Regions from separate parts of the Homo sapiens genome. Here region 2 is linked to region 1. Evidence: chromatin loops called from intact Hi-C (ENCODE). Cell type or tissue: heart right ventricle. All regions are shown on one strand. Links, peaks and the distances in the headings refer to the core of each region. The heading gives the core; the rest is flanking DNA.

Region 1 (5,369 bases), core at 59-5,058:
CTGAGGCAGGAGAATCACTTGAACCCGGGAGGCGGAGGTTGCAGTGAGCTGACACCATGCCATTGCACTCCAGCCTGAACAACAAGAGCGAAACTCTGTCTCAAAAAATAAAAAAGAAAAAAGAAAAGAAAAGAAAAAGAAAAAAAAGAAAGAAAAAGAATCAGTCCTCAAACTTCTCCAGTATATTTCCTTCTTTTCTCAGTATACTGTCCTGTCAAGTTCTCAACAACTACACTCTTTTATTCCCAAGGCAGCTTTTGAGGAGCTGTTCAGAAGCATTAACCTCTTTCAGTCCCAGATCATGAGGGGGAATGCGCTGATATCCAGGTCTGGGACCGGGAGCTGAGCACATGGCCCGCCTGCCTCGCCTGAGCCTGGAGGCCCCAGGCGGGATTGTCTGTCCTCACTCATCCTTGCCGCCAAGGCCTCCTCGCCTGTATTTATATACACTAAAGCCTCTGCTCGAATAAAACATCCATGTAAAATCCAATTTCCTCAGAATCTCTTTTGGAGCCTGGGCCTGAGATGGAGTAGGTAACCCCGGCGGTAACTGCCTGAACCACTCCTGCCGGCTGCAAAGGTGAGGCCCATTTTTCAATTATCTATCTGCTGTGACAGCAGCGGTCCAGCCACCGAGCCAAGGCAGGGGGAGGGGAGAGGCAGAGCTGGGGAGGAGGGACAAAGAGGGCAAGGGCACGGTGGGGGAGAGGGGGAGGGAGAAACCTAGGGAGAGGAGGCACAGGGAGAGACCCTTGCGCCTGGCACCCAGTAGGTGCTCAAGAATTATTTGGAAAATGAGTGATCAAAGAGTGTATAGGGAGGGTGGGGGTGAGATCTCCTCCTCGGAGAGGGGGAGAGCTGGAGAGACACAGGGTGGGTGGAGACAGAGAGAGGGCGGGAGAGGTAGGGGGAGGGGAGGCGAGCGTGGATGGAGCCAACAAGAGGCTCCTGTGTCAATCCGTGGAAACGGGAGGCAGAGTGATGCGGTCACAGCTCCTGCCATCAATATCCTCTAATATAAATGTCAGTGATGCTATTTTCCGCGCAGTCATTTCGCACACTGCTGATTACATTAACGTATAATGGAGGGGCGCCGGCTCCACTGCTTTCTCCCCTAACCCTCCCCCCGGTGATGTGTCAATAGCCGCCTCCATGAACAAGTCAATTTTCTGCAGGCTTGGCAGCGGAATAAATCTGCCCGGCTATGGGGAGAGCTGGAGATATTTATATACCCGGCGCCTGCCTTCCGTGTGCGCGCGTGCGTGTGCGCGGCGGGCGCGGGCGCGGCCGCGGGCCGGAGCGGGGGTAGGGGGTGGTTCTGGGGCGCGCCGCCGAGCTGAATGATTTCCAGCCCCTACTCAATAAGAGGAGAATTTAGAGCGGTCCCTGAGCTGGGCTCCCAGAAACAGCCTTACACGTTTATTTTCCTTAGCTGAACAGGAAAGAGGAGAATTATATGTGGATTTATAGGACAGGCGCAGCTCAACCCAAATGCTCCCGCTCCAGGGGGCGGGGACGAGGGGGAGGGAGGTGGCAGGCCGGGCGCCGGCCGCTGGGACCCTCGCTCGTGCCTGCGTTGGTGGGGGCACACCCCCCTCGCCGGTCGCTTTAATTACATTTGTTCTCGTCCTTCGTGAGGGCGAGACTTCGGCGCGGCCCGCGTGGGGGGCGGGAGGAGGCGCAGGCCAGGACTGCCTGGAGGGGGGCGCGGGGAATGGGAACGTGGGGAGCCCGGGAGGGGGTGCTGTCAGCTTTTGCTCAGAAGCGGATCAATAGTACGAGATCTAATGGGCTAACTGCCAAGCGGGTGCACCGAGGCGCTGCCCCGCGGGGGCGGGAGGCGGTGGGCGAAGGACGAGAGAAAGGAATGGGGGTGGGAGAGGGAGTGAGGACGGGGAGGGGGGAAGGGCAGGAAGAGTGGAAGAGGTGGGGGGAGGAGGAAGAGAGAAAATAAAGAAGGGGAGAGAAGGCGAGCGGGAGCGGGAGGGCAGGGACAGGACAGGACAGTCTTCGTAGGGGCGTTTCTTCACAAGGGGGATCCTTTCCTGGAGCTGCCAGACGCCGCAGTCGCCAGCCGCCGGGCCTCAACTCTGTCATTGAGCCGCCAGGGGGCGGCGCGACCCTGTGCTCTCCCCGCGGATCTCAGGGTCTCCTCGCTGGGGCGCGAGTGACCGGTCGCCGCCGATGATTGGTCCCTGCCCGGCGCCCTCTGCCCTCTCCCGGAGGCCTCCCGCGTGGCAGGGTGGGCGTACGGCGACTCCCCCCAACTCCTGCCCCAAAGGAAGGAACCTTCTGGCTTTCCTGGTGTTGGCCCTGGCGCCCTGGGACCCTAGAGCCCCGGGGAAGCGCCCAAAGGCTAGGTCACCGGCCCAGGGCTGGCCACTGTCCCCGGAAGACCCCCAAGGCCGCGGCCGACGCGGCATGGAGGCGCTGGGAGATCTGGGCCTTCGCAGCCCGGCTAGGGAGCGTGGACGAGTCTCCGGGACATCCTGCGCGAAGGGTCCTTCTGTGCGTGCTGCGCGGGCGCTAACGAGGCCAGCCAGAGTCACCAGGGATGAAGGCTATAGGGCCCGGTTTTAACTCATTCGGTTCCTGGCCATTGACTGTCCTTTTTTCAGTTCTGGGGCCTCATCCCTTCCCAAACTGAGAAAATAAAATACAGCCCAACACCCTCAATGGCAAGTTTAGCCACCCTGGAGAGGGGAGCCTGGTGGTGACGGCTCAGTGTTCTCGACCTGGCAGGATAGCAGAATTACTTGAGGGAGATTTTTAACATAAGCGTGTTTACCCGCACGCATGCATTGTAAGAAGCTTGTATGTAGAGGCAGGGCTTCCTGGAAGCATGCCCGGTGTCAGAGCTCCCCCAGATAACGCTGATACAGAGTCCCACATGAGCATTACCTGAAGAAACTGCCTGGAGGTGCGGCACTGGGAATGGGAACATGGGGAGACCAGGAGTGGGGCACTGTCAGCTTTGGCTCCAAGCAGATCAATAATAGTACAAGATATAATGGGCTACCTGCCAAGTGGGTACACTGAAAAATGTCACATATTTTTTCATGTTGGATGTGGTAGCTCGGCCTGGGCTATTTGCCCTCATGGATGTGTCTGTGTGTCGCTGCATGTGTATGTTGCTGGGTACCTGCACCACTGGGTAAGCATTGCTTTATGCATCTTTTTATGTATCCTCTGTGTGCGGATGTCACTGGGTATGCATCATCCCGTGTATCACTGGTGTTATCATCAGCGTTTACTGAGAGCACCTATTGTGTGTGTGTTGTCGTACATGCCTGTCCTGATGAGAGTGAGTGCGGATCCTGGGGTGTGTTTGTGTTGTATCGAGCACATCTCTGTGGGCTCCATTGTGGGGCACAGCCATTGTCTCCATGTCATTGAGAGTGTGTGCTGGCAAGAGCTCGTGACACAAATGGAACGAAGCTGATCTGCCCTAGAAGCAAAGGAGGCAATGACCTTCTTTTTCCAATTATATCCTGGTCAGAGGTGAGCGACCTCTCTCCACCGAGGCCACTTCTTGTCATGCAAACTGAGCAGAAGGATGGAGATTAGAGGAATGTGACCGAGTCACGTGTGAAAACAATCAGCTATCAATGGGCCCCGATCAATGCCCCAGATTATAGATGAGCCCAGGGCAAGCAGTCACTTTGGAGTTTTTCCTGAGGAGGCAAAAATACACAGCACACAGCCATACACGTCACACGTCCCGAGAGACCCACAGCCTGGGGACAGGTAGGAAGTGGGTTGGGGAGAGCTGGGCAAGTGAATGGCCACCCACTTTGAAGTGGTCGGCAACTATTATTATTAGTAGGTGGTTATGTTGTTTTTGTTAAAGATGCAACCTTTATTCCGCTGGTAGCGGGAAGTGTAAAAGCTTGTGTTTGGTGTTTTCTATTTTAAGTCCAGAGAGTTAGGTCTCTTAAGTGGGTCACAGGAGACAGTGTGGGGATTTGGAGGAAACTTATATCAGGAACGGGAGCAATAGAGGGCTTGTATTGAGAGAGTGGCAAAGGAAAGTCTTTGGTCAGCTGTGGGCAGGGGGCAGGTGTGAAGCAGAGTGGCTCCTGGGGCCAGGGCACATGTCCTTAGGACAACTTGAAACCAGGCTGTGGGGTGAGAGGGCTGAGCTTCTGAAAGGCAGGGCCAGCCCTAACCACAAATATGCTCCACGATAGCAGGAGAGTGCCGGGCTTGGGGAGTAGTGGCCTCTGAAGGGCATGACCATGAGGGCCCTCATGAAGTGTGACTAGTCTTTGGAGACAGGTGGTGCAGGCCCTTGAGGGGCTATAAGGATGAGCTGAGGGGGCCAGGACTGGGTCAGAACCTATAGGGTCAAGGGAGACCAATGAGAAGATGGAAGAGTTCTGGAAAGGCTAGAGGACCTCATCAGACCTGGCTCTGGATTCAGCTAAGCCTGCTTGTGGCCAGCAGTCAGTGTGGCTGAGTCTAGCACCCATGCTAGCCATGGCTGAGGCAAGGGGAAGGATCATGTCCTCTGTGCCCACTGGGGTGTGTCAGGCAGTCCTTGGAGGCCTTTAGTTGTCTTGGAATCCCTTTGGTGCACATTTATGGTTGTCCCACTTTGCCTCACCCTGTGGGAATGCCATGATGGGCAAGAAAGCCCTTAGAGAGCCTACAGTCTAATGTGGAATAAAGAACTTAAATAAAGACTTAAATTTTTTTTTTTTTTTTTTTTGCTTTGGAAAAAGTAGTGTTGCATAAGCATATACCGCCTGGATCAAAATCCCAGCTGTGCCATTCACCAGCTAAAGTTTGTGAATTCTCAGGCCCTCCTTTCCTCCGTCTGTAGGATAGGGGTACCTATCTCTTAGGATTGTTGTGCAAATCTTAGGAAAAGTCCTTAGAACAGGGCCTGGCCATGGTAACATAAGTGTTGGCTCTCCTAGTCTTTCCTTCAGTTTTGTAGTACAGAGCCTTTGGAAAAGTCTCCCTCTTGGTGTTAGCAGAATTAAGGTAAACAAGGACTTATTCACACCTTGGACAAGATAAGGGGGTGGTTAGAAGACCCTGAGAGGTTGGAGTGTGGTGTGGAGTAGAGGCAGGGAAGGGGCCAGCTTGGGGGTGTGGGAATCCTGGTGTGGGACCGATGGAGCAGTGAGATAGGTTCTTTCTAGGTAGAGCTGAGGGGGCGTACGACAGAAAGGCCCTCTGCAGAGCCCAGCACACTTAGGACAGTTCAGTGCTGCTAGCTCTGCCCCCTCTCCCTGGAGGGACAGCCTCTGCTGGAGCTGCTAGCCCATAGATGTCCAGGGGGGCTGCACGGGAAGATGTCCACCACTACAGGATAATCTCCCTGGAGGGACACCCCCTGCTGGAGCTGCTAGCCCATAGAT
Region 2 (5,369 bases), core at 71-5,070, 69 kb after region 1:
GCGCCTCCTCGGCACAAAGGCGGCGCAGGGACCACGGCGGGTCGGTCACCCGGGCATCTGCGCCCGCCGTGCGCACCCCCCCACTCGGCCCCCGCCCCGCGCCCGAAGCCCCAGGCCGCCCGCCCAACACGCTCATGAATCCCAATGAAGCGGCCCTGGCACCTCCGGCCGCTCTCTGCTTCGCGGCCCTGGGCCTGGCCCCGCTGGGTCCCTTTGGGCTGGGGGCGGCGGCCCCAGGGCTGAGCCCACCCGAGCTGCGGCGCCCGCGGGGCGCGCAGCTAAGCAGGCGCGTCGGGGCTGAGGAGAAACGGGGCCATTTATCCGCCCGTCTAGTTAAAGCGGGTTATTTGTTTGCTTCTCCGGCCTGCCCCCTCCCCTCCCTTCCCCCTCTCTCCTCCCCCGCCCTTCCCCTTCTGCCTTTTATTCTTTTGTCTCTAAATGGATTTAATGAGCCTGAAAAACATGACAATTGAATATAACCAAGAAATAAAAAATAACGAGGGAGGAAGGAAGGAGGAAAAGAAAGAATGAAAGAAGGAAGGGGAAGGATTAATAAAATAAGGAGAAAACGCAATTCAATTCAGCAAATGTTTATTGCGCGTCTTTTCTGCGCCAGGCCGCGCAGGGGGGCTGGGAAAATGGAAACGAATCAGATTCGGTTCCTGCCCTCAAGGAGCTCCTAGTCTAGTGGGCAAGACTCGCAGCACCCCCAGCGCTAGTAGAAGCGGACCGAGGGACAGGGCCGTGCCAGTTGCAAAACACTGAGAGGCAGCTACCAGGGTGTTGGCGGCTTCACAGAGGAGGTGGCTTGGGACCCGGGCCTTGAAAGGCGAAAAGTAGTTCGTTGTTTCCATAGGCCAGAGAAGAGAGCCAGTGGAAGGAAGGACCAGAGCTGCGGCGGGGGGAAGGGGTAACGAAGTGTACGTGAGAGCCTCGGCTGAACCCGAGCTAAGGAGGCCACGCGAGAGCGCCCTGCGCGCTCGGTCCCGCACAATGTGGGAAGTGGATTCGAGCCTCTCCGCAGTGTCCTCTGCTCTGAGGAATTCGCTGCCTCCATCAGGTTCCGGGTGGGCTTCCGGAGCCCAGCCGACAGCTCTGTTGAGGCCGCGGACTAGCACTGGACTCTGCCTGGACTAGCACCCGACTCTGCCTGGACTAGCACCCGGGCTTGGGGCTTATCTCTAGGTCCCATTGCGCAGGGAGGCGGCGAGGAAGTCAGCAGCTCTGGGCAAAAGCTGAGGGGCTTGGCTGTAGGCGGAGGCGAGGATCTGGGATCCAGGGAGGCCTGGGCTCTAAGCCCACTCTCTCTTTAGCTCCCCCAGTTCTGAAGAAGTCTGCTACCTGCGCGCGGCCCGGGGACCTCGGATGGTCTTGGCTGTGCCTCAGGCGCTGCCGCTGGGACCGGCGATGTGAGAGAGCCTCAAATCCCAAGTTCGGGCCCGAGGCCTCTTAGCTCACGCCTGCCGGGCCTGTCTCGGGATACTGCAAACAGCAGTGGTGTGTTCGCCCAAGTGTAGGCTCCAAGGGAGCGGGGCTTGTGTATTGCGTGTCTGTTTCTTCTCCTGGTCTGAGTGTACGAGGGAGCTTGGCCTGGGTTGTGTGAGGGGCTGTGGGCCCTACGCCCATTCTTCTGGCGTAGTTCGTTAAGGCTTGGTATCCTGTGGGCTGCCTGCCCTTCGGGCCTGAGTTCCATCACCTCCTAGAGCCCTTTGCCCATCTGTTCCCCCAGGACTCTGGGCTCTCTACGGACCCACTTTCGGTTCCGGGCTGGCCAGGAGAGGCGGCTCGGCTTTGTCTCTCCCTTCCCCGTTGTGTCCCGGGGCTCGACGGGGCTTGCCAAGTCCCGGGACGCGGGTAGTTTCTGCTCTCCAGTCTAGGAACCCCTCCGCGCGCGGACGGCCGATCCCGCTTGTTCGGCTTCCCCTCGCTCCGCCTTTCCCGGCTTGGTGGCCTGGCGAGCGGCGCGGGGTGAGGCAGAGAGGCGCAGTTCCCTATTTTACGAGGTGTCGGGCCGGTGTCAGACGCAGCTCCGATAAGTAATACTCCAGTCTGAGGGACCAGAACGTGGTAATTAATCCCAAAGACTTAAGTGTATTTTAGTTCAGGAGAAAAAAAATCACTAATTCAATCGTCCGGAAAATTGAAGTTTGATGCATGAGTCCCCCCTGAAAGGGACGAGCTGGGGCCGCGCGCCTACCCTCCGCCCCTTCCCGTCGCCGCGGGGACCCCCCCCCCCACCTCTCCATCCCTCTGAGCCGCCAAGTCCGGGGAAGTCCACTCACCCTGCCCTGGCTTTTCCAGTCACCTGAACCCGGAGGCACCTGGGCTTGGCTTCCCACCGGCAACAACTAGCCCCTCTTGGAGCGCAGAAAGTGATTTGTGGGGACAATACATATGCTCCCCAAACACATGCATCTGAGAGGGCACCACAGAAAGCCCGGGGATATAGAGAGGGCAGCCAGATAAGGGGGCAGGTTAGTAAGGTCAGGGGCTACAAAGCATGTGGAAGAAGGGACAGAGAATCTGAATGGGCTGGAGTCACAGGGGTCAGCGAGTAGGAGGCTGCTGTTGTAAAGTGAAGTACATGTGGCTTTGAAGTGGGTGGGAATGGAGGGGAGTAGAACTGGTTGTGCTGGGTAGTGGTGGTTAGGCTGTAGGTGTGCAAAGGGGTGTGTGGGAACTGGCTGCATCCCTGGACTGTACATGTGCGGAGTGGAGGTCCCTGGCAGACACTGACAGGTCTTGGAGAGCCTAGAATCTGACTCCCGGGTGTGTCCACAGGCCACATCTCCTAGAGAACAGGCTCCTGGGACTGGGGCAAAGGAAGGTGGGGGTTCCTGGGGACCAGCACCCTGGAGGGAGGAGCATTCCCACCTTGAGTGTTCCTGGGGCCCCACATCTGCACTTCCAAGTCCAGGACTGCCATCTGCAAATCACCCCGTCTTCTCCTAACAGCTGCCAGTTCTGGGAGAGATTTGGGGCTGTGGGTGTGTGTGTGGCAGGCTGCATGGGGACTAGCAAGGGCATGTTCCTGAGTGTGTCATCAAGTATGTGCAACTGAGAAACTGAGCATGTGCGGCTGATTGATGGAAACGGAGCGTGGGACTGGGTGTGTGATGCTGCGTTCCTGCAACTGATTGTTGCAAACTAGTGTGTGTGCAGCTAGGTGTGACTAAATTTGCTCAATGGAGAGGAAAAGAGTAAAGCTGTCACTGAGTGGGTGTAACCAGCAGGTAAACGATGCCCAGGGTGTGTGAGGTGTGCAGGGAGCTGGTGTGAGCAGATAGCTGGGAGAATGAATATTGATGTGGAATTGAAGCTACAGGCAGACAACCAGAATCCTAGCTCCAAACATTTTAGCCAAGCTGGCTACTGAAATTTACATTTACAATGCTGGGGGCAGGGACCACATGGCCTGACAGGAAGAGGACTCAGGAGAGGACTAAGTAGAAGATGGGATGGAGAACTTTCAGCCTGGGTTGAAGTTTATTCTGAGGGCAGCTGAGGCCGTCGAATAGGCACTATATAGGCATGGACTCTGCTTCTTTGAAAACAGGTTGCGGGGGTAGGGGCATCCTCTGTTGTGCAGTTGGGTGATGGCCAGGCTGCCCTGCCTGCCTTCTCCCATTCAAGCTGGTCACCGGGCTGAACCTTTGTCTTTGGAGTGACCTGTAGACCTGCCCTTGGCTGCTCCAGTTCCAGGTAGCGCTTGAAGGCCTAGCTTCCCCCAGCTCAGTCAAAGGAAGTTCCTCCTCCCCGTGGGGGCTCAGCCCTGCCCAAAGTGGGGAGGGTACAAATGGCAATATGCGCATGGCTGCAAGCAGAGTTGGGAGTGAATGAGTCCTGCCCACTTTGGAATCTGGTTTGTATGTGTGCAAGTGTGTGCAAGGATTGCTGTGCATTGGTGTGTGCATGTGGGCATGTTCACGCTTCCCCATGGAGAGCTGGATGTAGCTATTTGTCTGTGAATGGGGGTGGATGAAGTGGGGAAGGGAGCTTAGTTACCTGAGGGTATCCATGTAACCAATGGATCTGAGTGTGGACGTGACATCTGAGCACATGGGATGGAGGCATCCCTGAGTGTCTGTACCCCAACCCTTCCCAAATTCAGGGGCCCAAGGCTCTTCAGAAAGGGAGATCCAAGTTGGGAGCCTCCTCCAACAAGAAATGAGAGCCTTCTTCTCCCCTTTCTCACACACCTCTGCCAACCCAGAGCTGGGATACGGACCAAGGTAGGGAAGAGGTGACCCCTTCCATCTCCCAGAGGCTGTTCAAGGTGAAGTGTCTGGGTCTCTATAGGGACTGTCTCCTCTCTCCTGATGTCTATAATGGGGCCTATTGATCCATCTGCCTGAGGTCTCCCTGGGACTGCATGTCCACATGGAAATGAAGGGTAAGCCCAGACAGGCCCACAGGCCCACACCCAACACAGGCACACCTCAGAAACAAACCAAACACACACAAGGCAGGCACTCAGTTACACAGACCAACACTGCAGAAACCCGATACACACCCACAGTGACCCACAGACACACAGGATGCCTGGAAAACACAGTGCAGTCACATAAGACACAGCAAACCTGCCCAAATATGGGCAGCTAGTAGCATACATAAGAATTAAGCAGATAAACCTTGGCTGTTAAACATATACACCATCCCCACTTTATACATACAATACAGGCAAGTGACAGAGTCACAGCTCACAGTTGCCACAAGCACACAGGGCACCGGCTTCCAGACAGTTTATGCAAACATGGGAGTAGGGCAGGGGCTAGCTGGTTTAGGTGACTTCAGTGGAAATGCTGCTCGTGTTCTGATGTTCTGAGAAGAGTCCATTTGCAGAGAGGGCAGCCAGTAGCAGACAAGAGTTGGTGGGAAAGGGAGGCTTCCACTGTCTGGGGAACCTCCAAACTGGTGCCCCAGTGAAAAACCAAGTCCCCAACCACCCCGAAATGCAATCAAAGCCGCGGCCGCCCACCCGCCCTGCACAATGGCTCTGGCTGGAGTCGTTATCATTTTTGTTAACTTTTTATCGACTGTTTGCTAGATGGCGTGTCAGTAAAGTGTATGATTTGAGATGAAAAATTAGGCAGATTAACCTGAGGGGAGAGCCTGATTGATTACTAAATAGGATCAATTTGAAAGTTTTAGTCCTGGCGTTTCTGCAGAGCCTCTTAATACTTCAAACTTCAATTTTACGGGCGATTGAACTAAGCATGTTTCTGACAAAATTGATATATGTATTAATTTGCTTTAACTGGTGATTAATTACTCTCCACTGAAAGAATTATATGGAGCTGTTTGCCTGCGATTTGCATATTAATCAAATTCTAGTTGATAATTCCTCTGGTGTTGGAGGGCCGGGGCGG

What was found. A loop is a pair of places that touch in the nucleus more often than their neighbours do. Peaks named below come from ENCODE experiments on the same cell type or tissue, not always from the same donor. Only the 100,000 strongest peaks of a DNase experiment are listed, where the experiment ranks them.
Region 2: it touches region 1 in a loop (2.3-fold over the local background); 66 of 110 quality-filtered maps call a loop at or near these places.

The regions. Positions count from the first base shown.
Region 1 is chr10:101,288,535-101,293,903 of GRCh38, reverse strand. No RefSeq gene overlaps it. Among named protein-coding and RNA genes, the nearest start is that of LINC02681, 28 kb to the right of the region's middle. RefSeq lists enhancers at 1,905-2,444, 2,445-2,984. In heart right ventricle, for the core only: CTCF peaks have their summits at 1,915 and 2,120 (motif pointing right); DNase peaks (open chromatin) are centred at 1,228, 1,813, 2,093, 2,493 and 1 weaker place; H3K4me3 peaks cover 2,063 bases; H3K27ac peaks cover 1,208 bases; H3K27me3 peaks cover 2,324 bases.
Region 2 is chr10:101,219,398-101,224,766 of GRCh38, reverse strand. LOC124902491 (a long non-coding RNA gene) reads right to left here and starts at 2,415. Exons shown (of 2, transcript XR_007062267.1): 1 at 2,283-2,415; 2 at 575-2,049. RefSeq lists an enhancer at 1,428-2,077. In heart right ventricle, for the core only: no CTCF peak of the experiment used is centred there; no DNase peak of the experiment used is centred there; H3K4me3 peaks cover 1,324 bases; H3K27me3 peaks cover 5,000 bases.